Regions from separate parts of the Mus musculus genome. Here regions 1, 3, 4 and 5 are each linked to region 2. Evidence: chromatin loops called from intact Hi-C (ENCODE). Cell type or tissue: heart. All regions are shown on one strand. Region 1 has its middle 7.8 kb from the start of Tmem41b. Region 2 overlaps Ipo7 (importin 7). Region 3 holds the start of Tmem41b (transmembrane protein 41B). Region 4 overlaps Tmem41b (transmembrane protein 41B). Region 5 has its middle 4.7 kb from the start of Wee1.

Region 1 (5,000 bases), 65 kb after region 2:
AGGCTCCTCTGGTCTACAAGTGAGTCAGGAATTATGAAGGCCTGCTGAACCTAGAAAGGGGGAAATGTTGGGGTTGGTCTGGTGCTGCTATGTATTCAAATGCTAAATTCTGTACCCCAGATCTTAGGGTGAATCCCCACATATATGAGCTTTTGTTGTGCAAAACCTACTTCTCAATTTTTAAAACTATTTGCTATATAAAGGTGATGACACGGGGCTGGCGAGATGGCTCAGTGGTTAAGAGCACCTACTGCTCTTTTGAAGGTCCCGAGTTCAAATCCCAGCAACCACATGGTGGCTCACAACCATCCGTAATGAAATCTGATGCCCTCTTTTGGAGTATCTGAGGACAGCTACAGTGTACTTACATATAATAAATAAATCTTTAAAAAAAAAAAGTGGTGACAGCATGCCAGGCAGTGGTGGCATATGCCTTTAATCCCAGCCCTTAGGAGGCAGAGGCAAGTGGATTTCTGAGTTCAAGGCCAGCCTGGTCTACAGAGTGAGTTCCAGGACAGCCAGGGCTACACAGAGAAACCCTGTCTTGAAAAACCAAACAAAAAAGAGGTTTAGTTCAGAGTAAGAATGAAAGCAAACCTGATGGAGCTGCCATAATGAGGGCAACCAATTACTAGGGAGAATAGAGGGCGGCAGGGTTTGAGTTACCTGGCTGGGGGTTGCAGGTAGGGACCACAAGAAGGAAGAAGAGAGAGGTGAAAAGGAGGAACAAGGAAGAAGATGGAGAGAACTGGTGTCCCTTAGATGTGATGGACCAGGATGCATGCCCAAGTGAAATGCACTCCCATGATGGACTGTTGGAACAGAAGTAACCCAGGCAAGATTTCAAACAGCAAGTACTTGGGTAACCCAGCTAGCAAATAGTCTAGTGAATAGAAATACAGATGCCGGGCATGGTGGCGCACGCCTTTAATCCCAGCACTCGGATGCAGAGGCAGGCGGATTTCTGAGTTCCAGGTCAGCCTGGTCTACAAAGTGAGTTCCAGGACAGCCAGGGAACTGTCTGTGTACAGAGAAACCCTGTCTCAAAAAATAAAACAAAACAAAACAAAAAGAAATATAGATTAGGGGCAAACCCTGAGTAATTGTGCTAGAGCTGATTTTAAAATACATAGAACTCTGCCTCGATTATCGGGGAGTTGGGTGGGTCATATTAATAACGAATAGAGTTTATTAAACTCCATTTATAACTTGTGATACTCCATTTTATTTATTTAATGTGTGTGTGAGAGACAGAGACAGAGTAACAGAGAAAGAGAGAGAGCAAGTGAGTACAGGTGTCCTTAGAACCCAGAGATATCAGATCCCCTGAAGCTAGAATTACAGGTTGGGCTATTAACAGCATGATGGGAATTGTATTCAGGTCCTCTGAAAGGACAGTATATGTATGTTCCTCACCACTGAGCCATCTTGTCAGCCCTCCATCCGATTTTTTGAGACAAGTTCTCTTACTGAATCTGAAATCTACCATTTCAATTACATTGGCTAGCCCTCAAGCCAGTTTATCTCTGCTTTCCCAAGCATTCCACTAGGCCAGGTTTTTACGTGGCTGGTGGGCATCCAAACTCATGCTTGTGTAGAAAGGACTTTGCTGTTTGAAATATCTCCTTAGGCCCCTTATCCATTTTACAACATCTTTTGGTAATAATTACTTTTTGTATAATTCAACAAAAAGTTTTGCCAGGCATTCATGCCATACACTGTTCTGACCTTTGAGGACTAACAATGGAAGAGGCATAGTGATCACTCTCTGCTGGGCTTTGCTCTCCAGTCAGAGGCATGACAAAACAATACCTATATGCTTTATAATACAGTGAGGATGGATAACATGTCCTATGGAAAAAGAAAACAAAGTAAAGTTTTTCTTACTAAAAAATTAAAAGGTAAACATAGGGCAGGAAGAACTTAAAAGGTGAAGGCAAGAGGATCAGAAATTCAAGACTGTCCTCAGCTGCTTCATTGTCAGTTTGAGAGCAGCATAGAACACATGAAATCATGTCTCAAAGATAGATAGATAGATAGATAGATAGATAGATAGATAGATAGATAGATAGATAGATAGATAAAACACGACATCACAGTCTGATCTGTTCAGATAAACTGGTCTCTTTAGAGACCCTTTTGGTGGAGATGCAGAAGACAAGGCCTTCTCTATGTAGACCTGTCTGGCCTGGAATTCCTTTTGTCCACACAGTATATCCTTTTTTCTGCACATCTTGTAAATATTCATTGCAAGGAGTTATTGGTATGTTTCAAGGCCTCCGGCTTCTGTTACACTATCTATACTGGATCCTTATGGGGACTCCTCTCAGACATCCTGTTGTTGCCTTGTGTCCTAGAGATCCTGCAGCTGTAGACCTGCAGGACCAGCCCTTTCATGTGCTCCAGAAGATAGATCATAGATAGGGTAAATATTAGAGTGGACCAACTCAAAGCCCTGGAACTGGGTCTGAGAGGCTGAGTGGATCAGCTTGCCAGTTCACCTGCACCACCTGGGTGAGCTCTCTAGTACTACCTCAGCTAGCTCACCCAGTGGTGTAGCCAGCAAGGAGCATAGTCAGCTCTCCTGCTCTCAAGGCCAGCTCACCCATACCTCCACACCAGGGTCAGCTTTACTGTGCTGCCCATTCGAGGTATAGGGCTTGATCTCCTAAGAGCTGCTTTAGCCTCTCAATTTCAGGAATTACAAGCATGAGTCACCATACTTGGCTCAAAGCCTAAACAGTTTGGACTCTTGTCCAGCACCCTCCCTACCCACATAAATAAAAAAGCAGCTGGAAATGCCTGTATTCTTTTCATATGCAAGTGATGTCAAGCCAAAGAATTTGGCTTGGCTGGTTACCCTCAATTGGAGCTGTCATTCTCCCTCTTACACTGCTGTGACCATATTTGAAGGTGCCCCTCCACTGTGTAGCTTCATTCCAGCCCATCAGCTGCTTTCCAGGCATCCCACTGACTTCTGGTAGCCTTGTCTGGTGCTGCCTGGATATTAGCACTTAGAAATGAGTTCTAAAGTCAGGCTTGGTGGAATATGCCTATAATGCCAGCACTCTGGATGTGGAACAGAACTTTATTGGAGGGGGGCAGAGAGGGCAGGGCAGGCACTGACTCTCTCTAAATGTCTGGCTTGGGCCACCACATTCTTATCTATTTTTAGGACAACATCCTTTCTTTGGCTCCCTGAGAAACTGCTCTTCTTTTTCTGTTCCTAAACTGTTTCCACTCCTACTTTAGACTAAGGCATCTGTACATGGGAAACACAAAGTTTAGGGTTCTAGTTCCCCCCGCCCCCACATAGCTAAAGTCTTGTTATGCTAAATTGCCTTGGCCAAGGAGGTAAAGCTGAATATCAGTAACACAACAAATCTTGCATGTACTGTAGTATTACAAAACAAAACAAAACAAAACAAAACAAAACAACAAAATAAGACATGGTCTCTTATAATCAAGGCTGGTCTTGAACTCACTGTGCAGCAGAGGTTGGTCCTGAATAGATGAGAACTTTGTGTGTGTGTGTGTGTGTGTGTGTGTGTGTGTGTGTGTGTGTTTAGCTTTGGGCCTTGCTATAAAGCTAAGGCTGGCCTAACTTACAGAAGTAGTTCAGCACTACTCTCTCTTTTCATGCGTCTGTGGCTGCGAGAAAATCACAAGTTCCTTGACAATAGATCTTTCTATGGCTACCAGGCTCAGACCTGCTATAATAATGCCCTTTGCATACCTAGTGATAAAGGTATGCTTGGGGAGGTCACTTCAAAGTAGCTTGAAAGCCAAATGAAGAGGCTGAGTGTGGTGACACATGCTTAGTAATTCTAGCACTTCAGAGACCGAGGCATGAGAATGAAAAGTTCAAGGCCAGCTTGGGCTACCTGTCTCAGGAAATGAGAAAACAAACAAGAGCTGATCAATGTAATGAAAAGAATGTTGAATGCGATGACTTAGATTGTCAGAAGACAAAATTAGGGAATAAGAGGGGCTGTGGATGGAACTCGGTTGATAGAGTGCTTGCCCAGCATCTTGAATTCCTAGATTTGATCCCTAGAACCACACAAAACTGGCACGAAACAGTGATCTCAGCACTCAGGATGTAGAGAAGGGACTGTCAGTAACTTTTCAGTCATCCTCAGCTACATAGCAATTTTGAAGACAGCCTAAGCTGTATATGACCCTACTTCAAAATCAAAACACCTAGGTGAAAAATAAGTCTATTTAGGGATGCTGGTGAAAGAGAAAGAAAGGTGAAGAAATAAAGAATTGTTGGGCTGGGGATGTAGCTCTGTAGTGTGTGCCTAACATGCAGACATTAAGCTCTGAGTTCCATCCTCACCAAAAAAACTGCTCTAACCATCCATGTCTCTGTCTTTTGATGGACAAGCATTTTCAGGTGCCAAATGTGAGCATTTTAGAACTGCTGGGACAAAAGTTGGCTGTTGGCTTAGTTGTATGAGAAACTGCCAGTTTTCCAGAGCTCTTGGATCATTTAATCATTTAATATTCCCAACAGTAATCTGTAAATACCTCTTATCCCTTGAGAAACTAAATCAGGAGGGAAAAACTCTTTTAATTCACCCATTTATGACTTTGGGTTTTTTGCCATTTTCTCAGAGAGCTTCATTTCCTTCTGCTATCATCTTCCAGCAGTTCCTACATTCCAAGTCTGCTGATGACAAAGAGCTTAATTTTGTTGGTCAATAATGACATCATTTCACCTTCACTTTTTTTCTTTCTTGATATAGTCTAATGATGTTGTTTCATGTCTTCTTGTTCATGCTGTTATTTTTTTGGGGGAAGTTGGCTCTGTGCATGCCTGCATGTGTGTTTTCCTATACATGTGTATCACATGTGTGAACAGAAACTAGAAGAGGGCACTGACTCTCCTGAAACTGGAGGTTCAGATGGCTGTGCGCTCCCACTGGGTGTTAGGACTACACCCAGTTACTATGAAAGGACAGCATGTGCTTTTATCTGCCAAGGCAGCTCTCCAT
Region 2 (5,000 bases):
TGACTGGATGGCGAAACTGCTCATCGCGGACCACTCCGCCCCACGGACGAGTGAATTATGCCGATTCTGGGGCCCCAGCGGGAGGCGCCATTTTGTAGCAAGGGAGGGAGGTTCGTCCTTTTGATTGCCCGGGAGGGAAATAGGGTGATGGGCGCCATTTTCCCTACAGGGCTAATGTGGAACCCATGGAGCTCCCGGTGGCCCTGCCGGAGCGTGTATCGGAGGCCGGATGGGCCTTGCCTTTCTATTGCCGAGTGTTATTTCATTGGAAGGTTAGAGGAAGGCAGGAGGGCGGCCCGAACCTCCCACGCGCTCCCTAGGGGCTCTCGGAGTCGGCCGAGGCCTTCGCTTTGGGTCTCTGTGCCTAGCGCAGCTGATGCCGGAGACTGGGTTCGGAACCTGCCTGCCCTTCCCCAATCTCCGGGCATGACCATGCCATGGGAGGTTGAGCTTTCTGCTTCTGCGGAGATCCCGGCGGAGCCGAGCTTCCGCTGGGAGGCAAAGCGAATGCTCTTAGTGTGTCCGTGGACTTGTGGTCGCTCGGGTCCTTTGCATGCGCTTTCCCTGTTTTGTGAAACTGAAGGATGAAGAAAGCATCTGTTGGGCTCTTTAACCTATTGAGACATTAGTTGTGGCATGTGGTACGTTTTTTTTTTTTTTTAATCCTCTCGGCCCAACCCTTAAGCCATTTCCAATACAAGGCATTTCAGATAAGAGTGCAGTAGCCGCAGTACCAGGTGTATATTCCAATAAGATGAGGAGGTTGACCAGCATTAGCCGTCAGTCACTTGCATTTCAGGTGATGTCATTGATGAAGTCGAAAAATAGCCGGGAGAAACTTGAGTTTGTAACTAAATCTAGTCGGAACCTACAGTATTACCTTCTCTTGCCCTCACCCCATCTGAGACTTTAGTTTGCAGTATAGTTCAGTAGGCTATGAATTTAACCGGAGAGTATATCCCTAAGTGCTAAGAGTAGGCTGTATAGCCTATGCCACATAAGGCCCAATAAATCACAATTTTAAAATATTAATCTAACCAGGGCATAGTTACATAATCGGTACTCAAATGTCATTTGAAGGATCTCAGGACTTAGAATATACATCCTTTTATGGTTTTTGAGAGTGTGGCTGTCTGGCCTTGTATTTGCTATGTAGAGGGCAATTGATGACATGATCTTGACCTAATCCACCCACAACTCCTATCAAACCCTGGCAAGAAAGGTACATGACACCACTACTTTGTTTTGGTACTCTTGGACCTTTCTACCTCCACATGGCCAGTAATGGGATTATAGATAGGCATGTGCCACCATCTCTGGTTCTGAACAGTATTATTATTTTTTGCTTTTTTTTCCAGATGGGGTTTCTCTGTAGCCCTGGCTGTCCTGGAACTCACTCTGTAGACCAGGCTGGCCTTGAACTCAGAAATCCGCCTACCTCTGCCTCCTGAGTGCTGGGATTAAAGGCGTGCGCAAGCACTGCCCGGCCAGTATGAATATTGTTATGAACAATGGTTAAACATTCCTAGTGCAAATGCCACCACCATCTTGTTCATGGGTTTAATCCTCAAGGACACAAAACACTTGGACCCTTAAAAATTAGAATATGGGTCTCCAAGGTGAACAGCCTCTGGCATGTTGGAACAATGTAGCAGGAGATGTCAGAAAAGTTACCACAGGGATAACTGGCTTGTGGCGGCTTTTTGATCCTTCGATGTCGGCTCTTCCTATCGTTAAGCAGAATTCACCAAGCGTTGGATTGTTCACCCACTAATAAGGAACGTGAGCTGGGTGAGCTGAGTTTAGACCGTCGTGAGACAGATAAGGAGGTCGGCCAGTTCCTCCTGCCTTCTGCAAGAGGGTTCCCAGACTGCCCTTTGAGAATAAAATGGGAGGCCACAACCAAAGTCTTTTGGATAAAGCACCACCATGGACTATGCACTAGCACTAACCCGTTTGCCTGCCTTCCTTCCCAAGGCATAGATCTTACCCAGCATGGGAAAGATCCTCCCTCCCTCCCCCCTTCCACCATGCACTCAATAAAATAAAATGAATGAACGAAAAAAAAATTAGGGCATGACACTGGAATTTTAAAAAAGATTTTATTTAATGCTTCAGTGCTCTAACTGTATATACTGTATATATACAGCATGCCAGAAGAGGGCATCAGATCCTATTACCACCATGTGGTTGCTGGTTATTGAATTCAGGATCTCTGTAACCACTGTTATTTCTCCAACCACAGATGGCATTTTATGATCAAAACATTAAATCATTTTTAAGTTTAGTAAATCCTATACCTCAGGGTACTCAAGCTGTTAGGTGTTGTGATTTTATATATTCTATATATAGTAACCGTTTTAACATCACAAATGTCTCTAATTCTTTGTGAGCTTTGAAAGCATGAATATGTAGAACACTGATATGCTAGGCACATCTGTTTTTAAGATTGTTTTGGTAAGGTTAGGGTGGTACTAAGAGCCTTCCACTACTTGTGGATACCAGCCCATCAGTTTTGTGATTTGCTAGATTTTCTTGATTGCTTTTCAGGGCTAATGTTTGGACTCAAATCCAGCCTAATTCAGGCTATGAAAGCACTCTTGACACTGGAATTACAATTTTAAGGACTTATTAAGGCATAACACTTTTTAAAATGACTTCTTGCTACAAGCAGCTAAAGTCACATAACTACAACCCAGTGAATATGTAAAGCTAGTCTAATTTTTCAGATTCTACATTGTTTATCCTAAAATCAAGACACTGCTTAGCAATCTTTGGTCCACCTAGGTCATTTTGGGATAATACATGAGCTGAGAGGCCTAGGCCTTTTAAGTTAATTGCTCTATCAGGGCCATTTATTCTCTATTAATGATCACATTAATGTAGGGTTTCTTTCTCAGCTCATTGGCTGAAATAGTACCACAGGGATCACTACTGTTATTTTTGATTGGCTTTTCTTTTGAGACATGGCTTCTCTGATGCATAGCCCTGGCTATTGTAGAATTCATTCTGTAGACCCAGCTGGCTCCTAAGGCATTCAACTACCTGTGAAGGAGGGGACTAAAGGCATGTTGAAGGGTTTTTTGTTTTCTTTTTTTGGGTGTGTGTGGGAGCGTGGCATCATTTTGGTCCCTCTTTATATGCTCAAACAGAATAACCTTGTCAATTCCTTGGTAGGTGTGAAAAAAAGATTCTATCTGGATTACATGTAGATCAACTTGGAATACACTTGTGATAGATATATGCTTAGCCCAGAGAGTAGAACTATCAGAAGGCCTTGTTGGATTAAGTGCTCCCTGGAAGCCAGTATTCTGCTAAGCAACTTTTACACAGCACTTCGGGCACCATCCTACCTGGATGCTGCTATGTTGTCATCAGCTGCCTTGGTTGTGGTGTCTGTTCACAGCGTAAAACCCTAAGAAAATACTGTAGCATTAGCAGATCTACATTTGGCAACTTGAATCAATTAAAAATAAAAGGAGTGCACATCTTTGCTTGTGAGGTAAAGGGTCTCTATGTTGGCAACTTGACCCACAAAGTTCCAGTATAGCAAGACTAGCTATTGAAGCCAGTCACTTTTTTTTTTTTTTTTTTTTTTTTTTGAGACAGGGTTTCTCTGTGTAGCCCTGGCTGTCCTGGAACTCACTCTGTAGACAAGGCTGGCCTCAAACTCAGAAATGCCTCTGCCTCCCAAGTGCTGGGATTGAAGGCATGTGCCACAACACACGGCTAGCCAGTCACTTCTTAACAGGCATGGTGCTATAGTAAGTTCTGGCCTTTTATGACCAAATAGCTGCTAAAGACCTTGAAATAACACTTTTTTTTTTATCATGGCGGACTTATTTAATATTAAGACTGTATAATTTAGTCATTTGCCCAAATATCATATGGCACTCAAATACAGGGAGACTTATATAGAATCACTTTAGTTAGTTAAAGTTACAACCTAGCTCTAATAGACCTCTGGGAAATACTATTTGTTGTTCAATTTAAGAAACTGTTCTGGACCGGGTGTGGAGGCGCATGCCTTTAATCCCAGCACTCGGGAGGCAGAGTCAGGGGGATTTCTGAGTTCCAGGACAGCCAGGGCTGTACAGAAAAACCAAAACCAAACCAAAAGCCAAAAACAGAACCAAAACCAAAAAAATAACCTGTTCTGGGTCTGGAGAGATAGCTTGAGTCCCAGGTTCAATTCTCACCATACACATCTCACAGCTAACCATCTAATTCCTGAAGACTGAATAAGATCCCCTGAACCCTTTGGTAAAATTTAGATGTGTGAAAAGAACTCAGATAAAAATTCCAGGTTAAGTGTAAGAAGAAAATTTTGATTTGCCTGCTATATTGTAACTATTGATTCTAACTAAAACTACCAATTCTAACTTGAAAAATATATAACCTCTGTAAATGATAATTTTCATTGTGTTTAAAACCAACTTAAACCTTTTTTGATATATGGTTTTCTAGTAACAATGTGAAAATTGGATTAATTTAAATATTAGTGAAGTTTAAAAATTAAAAAAAAATTGATTAGGTACAGAAATGTAAAGGAAGACAATAATGTTAATTACATTATGCACCCCTTCACACAATGTTGAATATAAATTCCTAACTCCATTTTTATTGTACTGATTTTATAGAATAGTGACATTCCCTTAAGCAACCTAGGGTATACACTTGGTGTCGTAACTATGAGACAGGAGTAGAAGCACACTTGGTTAACAATTTGCACCCACACAATTAGAGATTGCTTTCCTTTTGCAAACATTTTAGTATTGAGAAATACTTTGATTCCTCCAGAGGCAAAATGGAAAGCTAAACAGTGCCAGCATCAGGGCTTAGTACACAAGAAAAACACAACACAAAGGGTTTTCTTAATTATGCATTTTAAATATCAATATGTGCATTTCATTTGTACAATTATAAATTTTGTTTTAGACAACAGTATGTAGTAGTTTTGAATCCACTGAGATGTTGCTTTCAATTTGAAATATTGTGTA
Region 3 (5,000 bases), 72 kb after region 2:
CTCTAAAGTTTTCATGAGTAAAGATTTTATCTATATTATGTTTATTCGTGAGTGCCTAAATGTGTGTGCCCCACCTGTGCTGAGGTTAAGAAGGAGGCCATAAGAAGGTGTCTGGTCTCCTGGAGTTGGAGTTACAGGCAGTTGTGCACTTCCTGTTGTGGGTGGTGGGAATGAAACCCAGATTCTCTGGAAATGCTCTTAACCACCAAGCCAACACTCTAGACCCTGGCTTTGTTTGCATTGTTTCTTTGGTTTTTTGTTTTTGAAACAGAATTTCGCTATGCAGTATTGGCTGTTCTAGAACTTGCACGTGAACCAGGTTAGGCTAAACTCAGAGTTCCTCTGTCTCTTGAGTGCTAAGATCTTAATACTTCGGAACATGTGTATCTGCTGACCTTCTAAGCCACACTCTTTCTATTAAACCATAGTTGAGACTAATGAGCAGCCCCAGAAGCTTGACAGAAACAGAGTTTGTTTCCTGCCAAACGCACCAGATAGAGATCCTACATGCTCCAGGTGTGTGGCAATACTTTCAGTATGTACACAAAACCCTAAACCACCCTTGTGAGATGCTGTTCCATCTCCAACAGCAAATGCTGCAGTGTGAAGCTGACAAGAGGATCACAGACTCAAAGGTGAGGCTGGTTATAGCTCTGTAAAGGATGGTGATAGGCATACCCCTGTGTCTCATCATTTGTCCAGTGAAATGGCTGGCTAGCTAGCTAGGAACACTTAACAATGATGTAGATATTCAACATGGAAAAGGATTAGAAACATGGTTGACCATACTAATGCTTTAAAATGACTTATCAGTTTACCCTGTGACTAGAATAAATTCTTATTCCCTTGAGGGGTGAGAGTTGCTTTGTGTTGACAAACTACTATACTAACATTATTTGATATCACATCACACATATGCTCATTTTTTTCTAATCTTTTCTAATCTTCTCTGTATCATTCCAATTTTAGTATATGTGCTGCTAAAGCGAGCACATATGTTCACTTTTTATGTTTTATTTTTTTTAAAGATTTATTTATGAGTACACTGTAGTTGTGTTGAGACACACCGGAAGAGGGCATCAGATCTCATTTGTAAGCCACAATGTGGTTGCTGGGAATTGAACTCAGGACCTCTGGAAAAGCAGTCAGAGCTCTTAACCACTGAGCCATTTCTCCAGTCCCAGGTGTTCACTTTTTTTTTTTTTTTTTTTGGTTTTTCGAGACAGGGTTTCTCTACAGCCCTGGCTGTCCTAGAACTCACTCTGTAGACCAGGCTGGCCTCAAACTCAGAATTTCACCTGCCTCTGCCTAGCAAGTGCTGGGATTAAAGGTATGCACCACCATGCCCGGTCACGTATTCACTTTTTATAAAATGATTTTTTGTTTCTTTTTAATTTTAATTTTATTAACACTACACTTACTGCTGCGTGCTTGAATGTTATGTTGAAATCAGAGGACGCCAGGCTATGGTGGCGTACGCCTTTAATCCCAGAATTTGTGAGCCAGAGGCAGGGGAATTTCTGAGTTCAAGGTCAGCCTGACAGCCTGGTCTACAGAGCGAGTTGCAGGACAGCCAGGGCTACACAGAGAAACCCTGTCTCAAACCGCCCCCCCCCCCAAAAAAAAGTAATCAGAGGACAACTTCCAAGAGTTAGTTCTCACCTACTGCTATTAGGTCTCAGAGACCGAAATAAGCCTGTCAAGTTTAAGAGACAAATACTTCTACGCACTGAGCTGCCAATTCTCTAGATATCAGATTATTTCTTCTAAGTGTAATTACTGCTTAAGAACAATCCAATTCCCCACTCCCCCTTTTTGTCCAAATTTTAAAATACACTGCTAAGTTACTTTCACGAAGAAATTCCCCACTATTACCTTCGATACCTGCTTTTAAAAAAGATAACGAAAAAAATGTCAATTGGATAGGGGCATCGCTCAGCAACAGAATGGTGTGGTTTGTATGCCCAAGGTCTAAGATTATATCGACAGCAAGAACAAAACAAAACAGGGCTGGAGAGATGGCTCAGTGGTTAAGAGCACCGACTGCCCTTCCGAAGTCTTGAATTCAAATCCCAGCAACCACATGGTGGCTCACAAACATCCGTAATGAGATCTGATGCCCTCTTCTGGTCTGTCTGAAGACAGCTACAGTGTACTTAGATATAATAATAAATAAATCTTAAAAAAAAAAAAGAACAAGACAAAGCAAAATCCTAAAGAAGAGGTGACTCTAATATACTTACCAGTGAGAAGCTGGATATGAGGGGCAGAAGGAGAAAAACTGTCAAGAAGCTATGCCTTGGCTCAGGAAACGCCAAAATATAGCGAGTAAGGGTGAATTTACTTTGGACAGGTGAGTGAAAAACCTTGGACTCTAAACTAATTTCTGTCACTCTGTGATCTTCTTTGTTTCTAGGTCTCAATTTTGTGAGATTCAGGTACGTTTGTCTCATGTTTTAAATTTTACACGATTTTAAGAACAGGCTTCCAGCTTCCACAGCGCTTGTAACCCATTTGCTGCGGAACGAATGGAATCTCCAACACCAACTAGTCGCGCGCAGACACTTCCGGTTGGCGGAACAAAGAGTCTGAAGTACTCGAGCCTCACTTCCGTGTGACGAAAGCTACGCGGAGAAGTCGGACCTTAGGCCGCAGACCCATGACTTGCCAATGCGATATTGCTCATGCGCCCTACACCAGCGAGGTGGGCGGGGCCCCGGAGGGGGCGGGGTCGGCCCTGACTTGTCTCGCGGTTACTGGGCGTGCGGGAGCGCGCGAGGTTCGTGGGCGGTTCTGGGCGGGCCCTCACCTGATATCTCTGGAAGGCTCCGCCGAGTGTCAAGTTTTCGAGGTCGTCTCAGGTGAGGTGGTCGTGCCGGAAGTAGTTGTGCCTCGCGCCTGGGTGTTGAAAGAAAGCTGCGGGAGGAGCTTTAGTCATTCAAGGGGGCGCGGCACCAGTAGGAGCTCTTCGCGGCCCCCGCAGCAGCCATGGCGAAAGGCAGAGTGGCTGATCGATCGCCCACCGAAATGTTGCACTCGACCCCAGCCGGGGACCGGGCAGTGAGGACCCAGGGTTCCGCCGCGCCTGGCAGCAAAGATCATCTGAACGGTGAGTGGACCTGCGGGACGGGGCTGAGGCTGCCCTAAAGATTAGGACCCCGTGGTGCAGGTCGCAGGGAAAGAGGGACCTTTCAGCACCGAAGCATCTCAGCAAGAGAGTCCTGTACTTGGCGGGGAACCCAGCATGACAGAGGGCTAGACTCCTCCTAGTTAGTTTTTTCTCAATAGACTTTAGTCAAAGGAAGCGGTGACCCCGACTTGTGACACCAAATAGACCGGTTCGTTATCCAGGCCACCCAGACAGGTATTTGAGAGACTTGAGCTTTCGTTGTATTGTTTTACAGATGAACATACTGAGGACTATGCAGCTCCATGACTTGTGTAGAGTCACAGAGCCACACTAAGGTTGTGATTAAGAGCAAAGACTTGCCCTTCCAGGTGCCACTTGAAAGTGTCAGATTCTAGCCGGTGGTAGTTGTAGTTGCGCGTCCTTTTAATCCAGTTCTCCGGAGACAGACAAGTTCCAGGTTACACAGAGAAAACCCTGCCTCGAAAAAAACACAACATTTTCAGCTCTTGTGTTTCCATTTAACCTGGTTTGTAACTTAAAAAAAAAAAATTGTTTGATTTGTTTTCAAGCTAAGTAGCCCTGGTTGTATTGGAGGACCTTGCTCTGTAGATTAGACTGGCCTCTAAGGCAAAGAATGGCTTCCTTCAGCCTCCCAAGTACTTGGATCCAAGGCGTGCAGGCGTACACTACCGCCTTGTTTTTTTTTTTGTTTTTTTTGTTTTTTTTTTTTTTGGTCTTTCAAGACAGGGTTTCTCTGTATAGCCCTGGCTGTCCTGGAACTCACTCTGTAGATCAGGCTGGCCTCGAACTCAGAAATCGTCTGCCTCTGCCTCTCAAGTGCTGAGATTAAAGGCGTGTGCCACCACTGCACGGCCTTCGCCTTGTACTTTTTTTTTTTTTAATTTATTTATTACATGTAAGTACACAGTAGCTGTCTTCAGACACACCAGAAGAGGGTATCAGATCACGTTACAGATGCTTGTGAACCACCATGTGGTTGCTGGGATTTGAACTCTGGACCTTTGGAAGAGCAGTCGGGTGCTCTTACCCACTGAGCCATCTCACCAGCCCCCTCCCTGCCTTCTACTTTTTAAAAGACCTTGTTTGGTTCTGTAGGTCAAGCTGATTTGGAACTCAGAGATCCACCAGCCTTAGTTTTCTCAAGTACTTGGATTAAAGGAGTAGACCACCTGCAGAGATGGATTTGTAACTTTTAAAAAGTATCTGAGCTGGGCGTGGTGGCACACACGCCTTTAATCCCAGGGGATTTCTGAGTTCGAGGCCAGCCTGGTCTACAAAGTGAGTTCCAGAACAGCCAGGGCTATACAGAGAAACCCTGTCTCAAAATAACCAAAAAAGAAAAAGTATCTGAATTTTAAAACGAGAATAGTTATTTGCTTGGTTGATGCAAGGGTGTAAACAAAACAGTTCACCTAAACATAGCTTCTGTGGAGTGGTGGCCTGCCTCTATTATTCTGGAGGCAGAGGAAGGTGGCTCTCTATTGAGTTCTAGGTCAGCCTGGTCTACAAGAGTATCAGGACAGCCAGGTATGTTACAAGGAGAAACCCTGTCTCAAAGCAAACCAACTAAAACCCAAAACAATAACAAAAAACACCCAACGAAGTAACTAAGGAATACGGGGACTCATTCATAAATTGTTTTAGTCTCGTACACTAACCTGAAATTTCTTGGCTCTGTATAGTTTTAAGGGGAAAATATAAGCTCTTTGATTTTGTAATGGCTTAACATTATTCATTGCTTTTCAGCAACTGTAATGATTTCATCCTTTTACGTGCCTTTGAAGCTCAAACATCTGAAGTGATTAGAACAAATAGCCATTAAATTGTTTGCAGCTCACTCACACTGCTG
Region 4 (5,000 bases), 81 kb after region 2:
CATGTCTTAAAACGTAAGTATTAAGAAAGCATTACTAAGCTGGAACACTGGGAAAATGATGGGGGGGAGCACAGCATAGTTAATTGGCCAGGCTTCATTAGTAATTAGTGGGTTTTCACCTTAGCACTAGGGAGGCTGAGGCAGGTGGATATCTGAGTTTGAGTCTAAACTGGTCTACAAAGAAAGTAACAGGCCAGCCAGGGGGCTACAAAATGAGACTCTGTCTCAAAACTAAACAAAAACAAACACAAACAAACAAACAAACAAAAAATCCAACAACACCAAAAAACTAAAAACAACACCCCCCCCCAAAAAAAAAAAAAAACCAAAGAGACATTACTGAAGACTTTTTTCTGACTGAGCCATCCATTTTGTCTCTGCCTGGTGCCTGTTGGGGGCTCTCTAGCATAATCTTACCAATGTTGTATTTATTTGCTTACTGTACTTTGTATCATTTGTTAATGGGTATCTAGCTTGGAGCTAGAGGCATTCTGGCTGACAACTTACGTACTTTTTAGACTTTTGAGTATGGTTTTACTTTATCGTTTACTGCGAGTTAGTATTGCTAATCCTCCAAACAGAATAGCCAGGATCTCCACAATACACAGCTTGTTTTGGTGCAGCTATGATACCACAAGAAGAAAAGCCCACCTGACCTCATGAGGCAGGCTTCAGTCCAACACAAAGGAGTACTGCACACAATTATTCTGAGGTTATTAACGCAACTTCTGTATTGTCATTTTCTTTGAATGTCAACTCCATCTTGTATAAGTTCCACTTCATTATGTTTTAATCCTTAACTTATAAGTTAACAGTTTGCAAACATTTGCTATCCCAGGTTCCATATTCCTCAGTATACTCTCCGGGTTCCTTTATCCCTTCCCACTTGCCTTATTCCTTGTTTGTTTGGTAAGTATGTGACATGAGTTTGGAGATGTGAAAACAAGTAGAGCATTGGGGATGGTAATGGCAGTCTAGCTCCGCCAGGCAGTCTCATGTTCGTTCATCAGCTTTCAAGACGGTGATGTTAGTGTGTTTCTGTTAAGTCCTGTTAGAGCTCTGAAGAGCTTGGGTTCCTAGAATGAGGGCACTATAGACTTACTTGCAGTTTATAGCCTTTCTTTCCTGTTGTATTTTGCAGGTCAGATGAACTTAAGATTGTGGGTGGACACAGTGAGTCCTTGGTCTGGGAATAGTGTCCATACATAGCTATAGTAGGGTATGGGAACGGCTCCTTATTTATTCTTAAGCTAAAGGCAGCAGTAATTACTGGGTATGGTCAAAAGTTGAATCACAAGTGCTAATTGATTTTAACGATCTTGTTTGAGTTAGTTTGAGAAAGGACTAGGTAGATCAAATGGGTTTTATTCTCTAAGTAAGACGTATCACATGGACGCCCTTGCCTAGCTCTAAGGGATAAGTAAATGCACAGACAGGAGTGAGATGGGAACGTACAGGGTGCATGTGACTTCTTGTTTTCCAGTGCTCCGGACTTGGTGCCTCATTCTGCTACATGCTCTCCTACTTAGTTGGAAGACCCGTTGTATACAAATACCTAACAGAGAAGGCAGTGAAATGGTCACAGCAGGTAGCTATAAACTATAGTTTGTTTCTTTGTGGCTCTTTGGTTTAATCATCATTTAAAAAAAATAATGTTATAAGAAAAATTTAAAAACATTTATTTGAGAATTTTATATAGTGTATTTTGATTATATTCATATGTCTTATTTTAGTATTTTGTTACAGGTCTCACTTTGTAGCTCTGGCTGGCCTAGAACTGTTTGTAGATCAGGCTAGCCTGGCTCTTCCTCTAGAGTGAAGATATAAAGGTTTGAGCCACCACTCCAACAAGAGTTTATTTTAAAACATGTGATGGTTAGTTTTAATCGATGACTCGACAGAGTACACAGAGTAGAATAACCTGAGATACTCAGTGAGAAGTAGTCTACATTGGGTTGATCGTGGGCTTTTCTTAGTTGGGTTAATTGAGATGGGAAGACGCACCCTGAAAGTGGTCAGCATCATTTCAGGGACTGGTCCTGAGCTGAATGAGCAACCTAAGCACTAGGCATTGATTAATTTATTACTGTCTTCTCTCTTTTTTTCGAGACAGGGTTTCTCTGTGTAGCCCTGGCTGTCCTGGAACTCACTTTGTAGACCAGGCTGGCCTTGAACTCAGAAATCCGCCTGCCTCTGCCTCCCAAGTGCTGGGATTAAAGGCGTGCGCCACCACCGCCCGGCCTGTCTTCTCTTGACAGTGTGTACAATTCAACCCAAATCTGATTTTCCTCTCCCCAGTTCCTTTTTTTTAAAGATTTATTTATAGAGTACACTGTCACTGTCTTCAGTCATACACAGCAGAAGAGGGCATCGGATCTCATCACGGGTGGCTGTGAGCCTCCTGTGGGTGCTGGAATGTGAGAGCAGGTTCCCTGGAAGAGCATCAGGCGTTCTTGACAACCAAGCTCTTGCTCTAACCCCACTGATTTTAAAATTTTTTTGAAATGATTATCCTAGTTGGATTTTTTTTTAAAGTGTATGTATATGAGTATACTGTCTCTGTCTTGACACACCTGAAGAGGGCATTGGATCCCATTACAGATGGTTGTGAGCCACCATGTGGCTGCTCAGAATTGAACTCAGGACTTCTGGAAGAGCAGTCACTGTTCTTAAATGCTGAGCCATTTCTTCAGCCTCTGATTTTACTTTTTTGAGACAGGGTGTCATGTAGCCTCTGCTGAACTTGAATTTAAGCTCCTCCTGTCTCCAACTTAGGACTCTGCCTGCCTCTGCCTACTGAGTGCTGGGATTAAAGGCGTGCACCACCACGCCCAGCAGCATTTTACTTTTCTTTCTTTCTTTTTTTTTTTTTTTAAAGATTTATTATTACACAGAAGTACATTGTAGCTGTCCTCAGATGCACCAGAAAAGGGTGTCAGATCTCATTACGGGTGGTTGTGAGCCACCATGTGGTTGCTGCTGGTATTTGAACTTAGGACCTTCGGAAGAGCAGTCAGTGCTCTTACCCACTGAGCCATCTCGCCAGCCCCTTCATTTTACTTTTAAATCATAATGGGGAGAGTTCTAATTTTATAAAGACCAGAAGAAATAATTACATCTCAGGAAATACAGAGATCATGCCTCCTTGTTTTAGAGAAGAATGTTTTATATTCCACTTGAGTTTGTGATCAGCTAGTTGTAAAACGTCTGAGATCTCTGGCTAGACTTTTAGTTTAGACTTTCAATCTCTGCCCTTTCTGTTACCTGCGTAGCATTAGATTTACATACAGTTTGCCTTTGGAATGGCTGTTTTGTAAAAGTGGTTTTGCTAGTTATGCAGAAATACAAGTAATCAGTATTTAGCCTCGCCATCTCCCCAGCCCCTAATCTTTGGTCTTATGTGGTAAGCAAAAGCTTTACCATCGAGCTACATCCCCAGAAAACACATTGTTTCTCCTTGGGTAAATTGTGATGTGTCTGGGGCAAGAATTTAAGGTATTTTATATTAAACAACTTATTTTGAAGATTGGTCTTAACTAATACTGGCTTTTTTGCTTATAACAGGTAGAGCGTCACAGAGAACATCTTATTAACTACATTATATTTTTGAGGATCACACCGTTTCTTCCTAATTGGTTTATTAATATTACATCTCCTGTGATAAATGTACCATTGAAAGTGTTTTTTATTGGCACTTTTCTAGGTAAGACCTCTTACTCTCGTTGTGTGCATGGCCAACTGTCCAGCTGGCCTAGATTGCCTGCTGTTTGCAAAATCACCAGTACCATATATAACTCTTGGGCACAAAGCCTGGCCTAGATACATAGCTTGTTCAGTGTGTTGTAATATGTTACCTCTCCAAAGAATGAGCACTCTGTACTAGAAATTATTTTAATAATGTGAGATTAAGCAGAACCCCCTCATCTTTGTTTGTTTAATACTAGTGTTCACGTGGGTGTGGGTGGTAAGTGGGGACTTGCATGTCAAGCAGCCTGCATCACCCCCCGTATTCTTAGCCCAAGGAGAATATTTTCCCACCCCAACTCTGGCCCAGCAGCCCTTTCTTCCTTTGACAATGTGAGCCAGTTAGATCAGAGATGACAGGATCTCAAGGCCATGAGCTTTGTTGGCTGAAAGCTCTTCTCACGCACCTGGACTGCATGCTAGCACCCTGGTGAGCATCCCAGGCCAAGCTCCAGCAGTCCTCTGGTCTTTAAGGGGATTGGCTAGTGATGACAAGTAACTGACCAAAGATCACTTACAAAATACTTCTCTGCTGCAGACTTTACTGTGTCCCCATGCAGGACTTGTTAACTCCACGATCTATCTCTCTGAACAGAAGAAAACATTTAGTTTTTGGTTTTGAACTTCTTTGAGTTCTAATCACATATTAAGTCCAATTTATTAGGGGAAACAAGATCAACACACATCAAGAAATTGATACTAGATTTGAAATTAATAAGTGGATATAACATAATTTAAGGGGTTGAGTGCTTGCCTACTTACCATGTACAAAGCTCTGGGCTTGATACCCAGAACCACAAAAAATTTTTCAAATTAATTTTGTAAATTTTGCCTTTCTTTAAGAAGACTGGTGTTTTTCTTTTCATTTTAAATTGCTTGGATTCAGCTTGCAGGTTTTTTTATATATTGAATATTTACTAAAGTTTAATGTTTGTGAGGGTTTGTTTTTTTGTGTGTGTGTGGCTTGTTTTTGTTTGGTTGTTTTTTTTTTTTTTTAATTTTAATTTTATTTTTTCGACCGGGTTTCTCTGTGTAACCCTGGCTGTCCTGGAACTCACTCTGTAGACCAGGCTGGCCTTGAACTCAGAAATCCGCCTGTCTCTGCCTCCCAAGTGCTGGGATCAAAGGCGTGCACCACCATACCCGGCTTGACTTGCTTTTTTTTAAAGTACTTTTTTATTTTATGTGCATTGGTGTTTTGCCTGCGTGTGTGTTGGATCCCCTAGAACTAGAGTTACAGGTGGTTGTGAGCTGCT
Region 5 (5,000 bases), 58 kb before region 2:
CACCTGGCTCACACACTTACTTGCCTTTAATTCTGTGTAGGATAAGAACTTTACACCTGATGGCGGTGAGAGCCCTGGAGGGGATATCTGTCACCTCCTCTTCACACCTCCCCTTCTCCACACTTTTTTATGGACAGTTGACATTTTCTTAATTTTACAGGACATATAAATAAAAGTAAGTTTAGAAAACTGCCTTTAATTTATCTGTAATATGATCTATATCTTAAATTGTGCTTTTTAGGTGAAGGGGAACATTAAAACCCCTTACATACCTGTCCCAAATTCAATAGATGTTTCTGAGCCTCTCCTATGTAAGAATTCTGTTTACAGCCAGCAAGATGGCTCAGTTGGTAAAAAGCACAAAAGCACCTGCCACCAAGCCTGATAACCCGAGTTTAATCCCCAGGACCCACATGCTGAGAGGAGAGAACCAACTCCTACAAGTTGTCCTTTGACTTCCACACATGCACACAGTGTAATATTCTCTCTCTCTCTCTCTCTCTCTCTCTCTCTCTCTCTCTCTTTCATACACACACACACACACACACACACACCGGTAATAACCAGCTTTGAATACATGTAATAATCAAAGCTCTGCGGCTGTGCAAGCTCACACCCAGGCCCAAGGCTCTGCTTTAGTGCCTTCTCCAGCTTGCATCCATCTGCAAGGCATTTGCTCCCATCCCTGCCACCCTCAGGGACTAAACAGTCTCCTTTATTGTTGCACTGTTCTCTTGTGGCTTTGGTGCTCATTATCTTTTAACTGATAAAGAGCCCTTAATTATGATATTTGATGGTTTGTTTTCTTGTTCCAAGTCAATTTGCCTATTTAAGATTTTAAACAAGGTTACTACTGTGTTCAATGAAAGCTTATAAACAGATAGAGTTTTTTCCTCCATGGTCTTTTCCCCTTTCTCTAAAATAATAAAGTTTTCAATGATTCAGAAGTCTCCCAGGTCTCCCTTTCATTCCCAACCCAATTTCCTGGAGCTAAACACTGTTAATAAGTGTTTGTTTTGATTTTATCTCATACTTTGCCACCTGCCTACCTCCCTAGACTGGGAGCTCCTCCAAGTAAGGCTGGGTGGCCCAAAGGACATTGGTTCCAGATAGGAAGAACTCTTAATCTGTAGACCTAGGATTTGGACTCTTGCCACGCAAGTAGTCAGGAAGAATGGGAGAGGTCAGTTCCCAAACCTTGTATGGTATGGTAGTATGAAAGTTAAAAATACCTGCTGGCCTGGCAGTAGATAGCTCCACAAGAAAAGGTGCTTGCAGCCAGGCCTGGTGGTCTGAATTCCCTCCCCAGAGCCCACATGATGGAAGGAAAGAACCAACTCCCAAAACATGTCCTCTGACCGCCACATTTGCTCACACACAAAGGTAGAGAAGAAAAAAGTAAAAGCAAGACTCAAGATGGGCTGTGGTGGCACACGCCTTTAGCCCCAGCACAATGGAGGCAGAGGCAGGAGACTCTGAATTGCACAGAGAAATCCTATCACCAAAATACAAAACAAAGCAAAAAAACAAAACAAAACAAAACAAACCTCAGTGGCTCATACCTATTCGTAATTCTAGCACCTTGGAAACTGAGGTGGAAGGAGAAGATCCGTGAAAATGCAATGGCATCCTGGGCCAAAAGAGAGACCCTGTGCAAAAAAGCCAAATAGACTAGGGATGTGGCTCAGTTGGTAGAGTTCTTGCTTAACATGTGTGAAGCTTTGGGTTCAATCCCTGATAGCCTGAGCTGAGTGTGGCAGCACATACCTGCATTCCTGGGAAGTATGTGCCTGGGAAGTAGTGGCCGGAGAATGGGAGGCTAGCTTGGGTTATGTGAGTCTGTCTTTAGAAATAAATGTTTAAACAGGGCTCAGAGTCGGGTGGTGGTGGAGCACACTTTTAATCCCAGCACTTGGGAGGCAGAGGCAGGTGGATTTCTGAGTTCGAGGCCAGCCTGGTCTACCAAGTGAGTTCCAGGACAGCCAGAGCTACACAGAGAAACCCTGTCTCGATAAACCAAAAACCAAAAAAAGAAAAACAACAACAACAGGGCTCAGTAGGGCTGGTGAGATGGCTCAGTGAGTAAGAGCACCCACCAACTGCTCTTCCGAAGGTCTGGAGTTCACGTGGTGGCTCACAACCATCCGTAAGGAGATCTGACTCCCTCTTCTCGAGTGTCTGAAGACAGCTACAATGTACTTACATATAATAAATAAACAAATCTTAAAAAAAAAAAGCACAGGACTCAGTAATGTTAAAGTGTAATGTTAAATTGATGTACAATGTGCTCTTATATAGATTATGAAATGTTATCAGAGATACTGCTCAATGGTAGAGCACTCACCTAGCACTTGTGAGGTGACCTCCAGTACACACACACACACACACACACACGCGCGCGCGCGCCAGTCTGTTAAAACCAGTGTGTGACTTTCTTTTGCCTGATGTTCATTTGTCTGTTCTCTTCCACCCTGGCCTGGAACCAAGTTTTGTTTCTACAACTCCATTGACTTTAATCCCAGGAACTTTTTAAAGGAAAATCTAGTGATGATCTTTGTGACAGAAGTCCCCAAATGACTAAGCTACCCAGGCCCCACTCCCTCCAGCTAAGCACAGGGCATGATGTTATGGTTTAATTTCAGCAACATCTAACTGAAACAATTCTGATTTTTAAAATTGCATGCTCCTCCAAGTACAGTACAAAATGTACTAGACGGGAGGGTTCCACCCACTTGCCCCAGGCTAGAGAAGTCAAATCTCCAGTTCTCTCCCCACCCAGTTGTTCCTAACAGTAATGTTGCTTGGCAACTGCTGCAGACTCACACTCTGGGTACAGTTAGCTGAGGGACAAAACAAAACAAAACAAAACAAAAAAACAGTAGGGAAGAATTTAGCAGGAGGGAGAACAATTTGTTTATCCTCCTTAGACCAATGACTTAGCAGATAAAAGCCTTGAATGCCCCTACTGGCTCATTCACTTTCCTTGTCCCATTTTAGTTGAGACAAGAGACACCCTCTCCAGTACTTTAAATGCAGGACAGCACATGAGTCCAGGCCTGTTCTCATTAACATAAGCTCTGCCCTCCAGACTAAGTTCTTCAGAACTAAGAACTATCTTTTTTTCTCAGTGATGTAATCAGAGGAATATTTCATGAGACTAGAGGGGCTTTCCAAAAAGCAGTCTTTTCTAGTTTGTGTTTAAGCCCTGGAGAAATAGTTCACCTCTGATAGATTTCTAGAGTTTTTGTTCTGTTGTGTTTTCCTCTTTTAAAGCTTCCTTGGGGGCTGGTGAGATGGCTTAGTGGGTAAGAGCACCTGACTGCTCTTCCGAAGGTCGGAAGTTCAAATCCCAGCAACCACATGGTGGCTCACAACCATCCGTAATGAGATCTGATGCCCTCTTCTGGTATGTCTGAAGCTACAGTGTACTTACAAGTAATAAATAAATAAATAAATAAATAAATAAATAAATAAATAAATAAATCTTTAAAAAAAAAAAGGCTTCCTTGGGGCCTGAGTTCAAGCCCTGGGACTCACCTATGAAAGGAAAGAACCAAAGTTATCCTGAACTCCCAACTGGTAAGGGTGCTTACTACCAAACCTGATGACTGAGTTCAATCACTAGTACCTCCTGGAGTGAAGGAGAAAACAAATTCCAAGTTGTCCTCTGACCTCTACACATGCACCTTGGCTTGTGCACTCCCCCCCCCACACATACAATAAATCATAATAATAAAAAACTTAATGTAATTTGTTTAAAGCTTCGTTAGTCAAAATTCAGAATTGCAGAAACAGTTCTGTGTTAGAGCTAAAGAGACTGGCTCAGTAGTCAAGAACAATGGCTGCTTTTCCAAAAGGAAAAAGCATTTTTCCTAGCATCCACATGGAAGCTCACAACTGTGACTCCAGTTCCTGAAGATATGACACCCTTTCTGGCCTGCAGAGACACCAGGCATGCATGTAGTTTACAGACATACATGCAGGGAAAACAAAACAAAAACCCTGCTTATATACATAAAGTAAAATAATAATTAAAAAAAATAAAGTTGGGGCTGAAGACATGGTTCATTAGCTGCTCTTCCAGAGGTCCTGAGTTCAATTCCTGGCACCCACAAAGTGGCTCACAACTATCTGTAATGGGAACTGATTCCCTCTTCTGTCATGCAGACACACATGCAAAACAGAACACTCATATGCATAAATAAATACATATTTTAAAAAATGGGGGGCTGGTGAGATGGTTCAGTGGGTAAGAGTACCCGACTGCTCTTCCAAAGGTCCGGAGTTCAAATCCCAGCAACCACACGGTGGCTCACAACCATCTGTAATGAGATCTGACGCCCTCTTCTGGTGTGTCTGAAGACAGCTACAGTGTACTTACATATAATAAATAAATAAATAAATCTTTAAAAAAAAAATGGGCTAAATAGCCGGGCAGTGGTAGCACACACCTTTAATCCTAGCACTTGGGAGACAGAGGCAGGCGGGTTTCTGAGTTTGAGGCCAGCTTGGTCTACAGAGTGAGTTCCAGAACAGCCAGGGCTACACAGAGAAACCCTGTCTCAAAAAAAAAAAAAAAACCAACAAAAAAAAAGTGCTAAATAGCTCAGCTCTTGCTGTCCTCTTTCTTATCATCGGTACCTTTTGTCTTTAGCCATTGCTCCTTCTACCCCTCATCAAAACTTTCATCACCCTAGCTCTAACTGTTACCAACTGCCACAGGACCAAGAATCCAGACCTCAGGCTAGAATGACGCCAACCCTAGAGCTCCTGGTTGATTTTTCAGATAACAATTTCCTCACTCGTCACTGCCCTCCACACTCTGAGTGTGGTCAGTGCAATGAAATCAAATCGTCTGAGGCTGTTCAACAGATGAAATGTGACACTAGCAATTATCCCTCGCAAGAGACATTCCATAAGTGCTTTGACTAGAGCAATGTTTCTTGAGACCAATGACTCAAAGTCACTCAAATATAGCATGTGACTCCTGATGTCCTCCC

What was found. Hi-C counts contacts between places; a loop is a spot of excess contacts. Peaks named below come from ENCODE experiments on the same cell type or tissue, not always from the same donor. Only the 100,000 strongest peaks of a DNase experiment are listed, where the experiment ranks them.
Region 1: a loop joins it to region 2, with 2.8 times the contacts of the local background. A loop is called at or near these places in 12 of 42 quality-filtered maps.
Region 3: a loop joins it to region 2, with 4 times the contacts of the local background. A loop is called at or near these places in 16 of 42 quality-filtered maps.
Region 4: a loop joins it to region 2, with 3 times the contacts of the local background. A loop is called at or near these places in 19 of 42 quality-filtered maps.
Region 5: a loop joins it to region 2, with 4 times the contacts of the local background. A loop is called at or near these places in 8 of 42 quality-filtered maps.

The regions. Positions count from the first base shown.
Region 1 is chr7:109,991,490-109,996,489 of GRCm38, reverse strand. No RefSeq gene overlaps it. Among named protein-coding and RNA genes, the nearest start is that of Tmem41b, 7.8 kb to the right of the region's middle. In heart, no CTCF peak of the experiment used is centred here; a DNase peak (open chromatin) is centred at 2,769; H3K27ac peaks cover 1,175 bases.
Region 2 is chr7:110,056,479-110,061,478 of GRCm38, reverse strand. Ipo7 (importin 7) reads right to left here. Exons shown (of 25, transcript NM_181517.5): 25 at 4,870-5,000. Among named protein-coding and RNA genes, the nearest start is that of Zfp143, 2.7 kb to the left of the region's middle. In heart, CTCF peaks have their summits at 441 and 2,146 (motif pointing right); no DNase peak of the experiment used is centred here; H3K4me3 peaks cover 1,684 bases; H3K27ac peaks cover 1,850 bases.
Region 3 is chr7:109,984,071-109,989,070 of GRCm38, reverse strand. It overlaps Tmem41b (transmembrane protein 41B), which reads left to right and starts at 2,841. Exons shown (of 7, transcript NM_153525.5): 1 at 2,841-3,109. The coding sequence starts at 2,989. In heart, a CTCF peak has its summit at 2,127 (motif pointing left); a DNase peak (open chromatin) is centred at 2,700; H3K4me3 peaks cover 2,236 bases; H3K27ac peaks cover 2,044 bases.
Region 4 is chr7:109,975,298-109,980,297 of GRCm38, reverse strand. It overlaps Tmem41b (transmembrane protein 41B), which reads left to right. Exons shown (of 7, transcript NM_153525.5): 4 at 816-909; 5 at 1,484-1,588; 6 at 3,565-3,703. Among named protein-coding and RNA genes, the nearest start is that of Tmem41b, 8.4 kb to the left of the region's middle. In heart, a CTCF peak has its summit at 2,985; no DNase peak of the experiment used is centred here.
Region 5 is chr7:110,114,812-110,119,811 of GRCm38, reverse strand. No RefSeq gene overlaps it. Among named protein-coding and RNA genes, the nearest start is that of Wee1, 4.7 kb to the left of the region's middle. In heart, no CTCF peak of the experiment used is centred here; DNase peaks (open chromatin) are centred at 1,141 and 2,761; H3K27ac peaks cover 567 bases.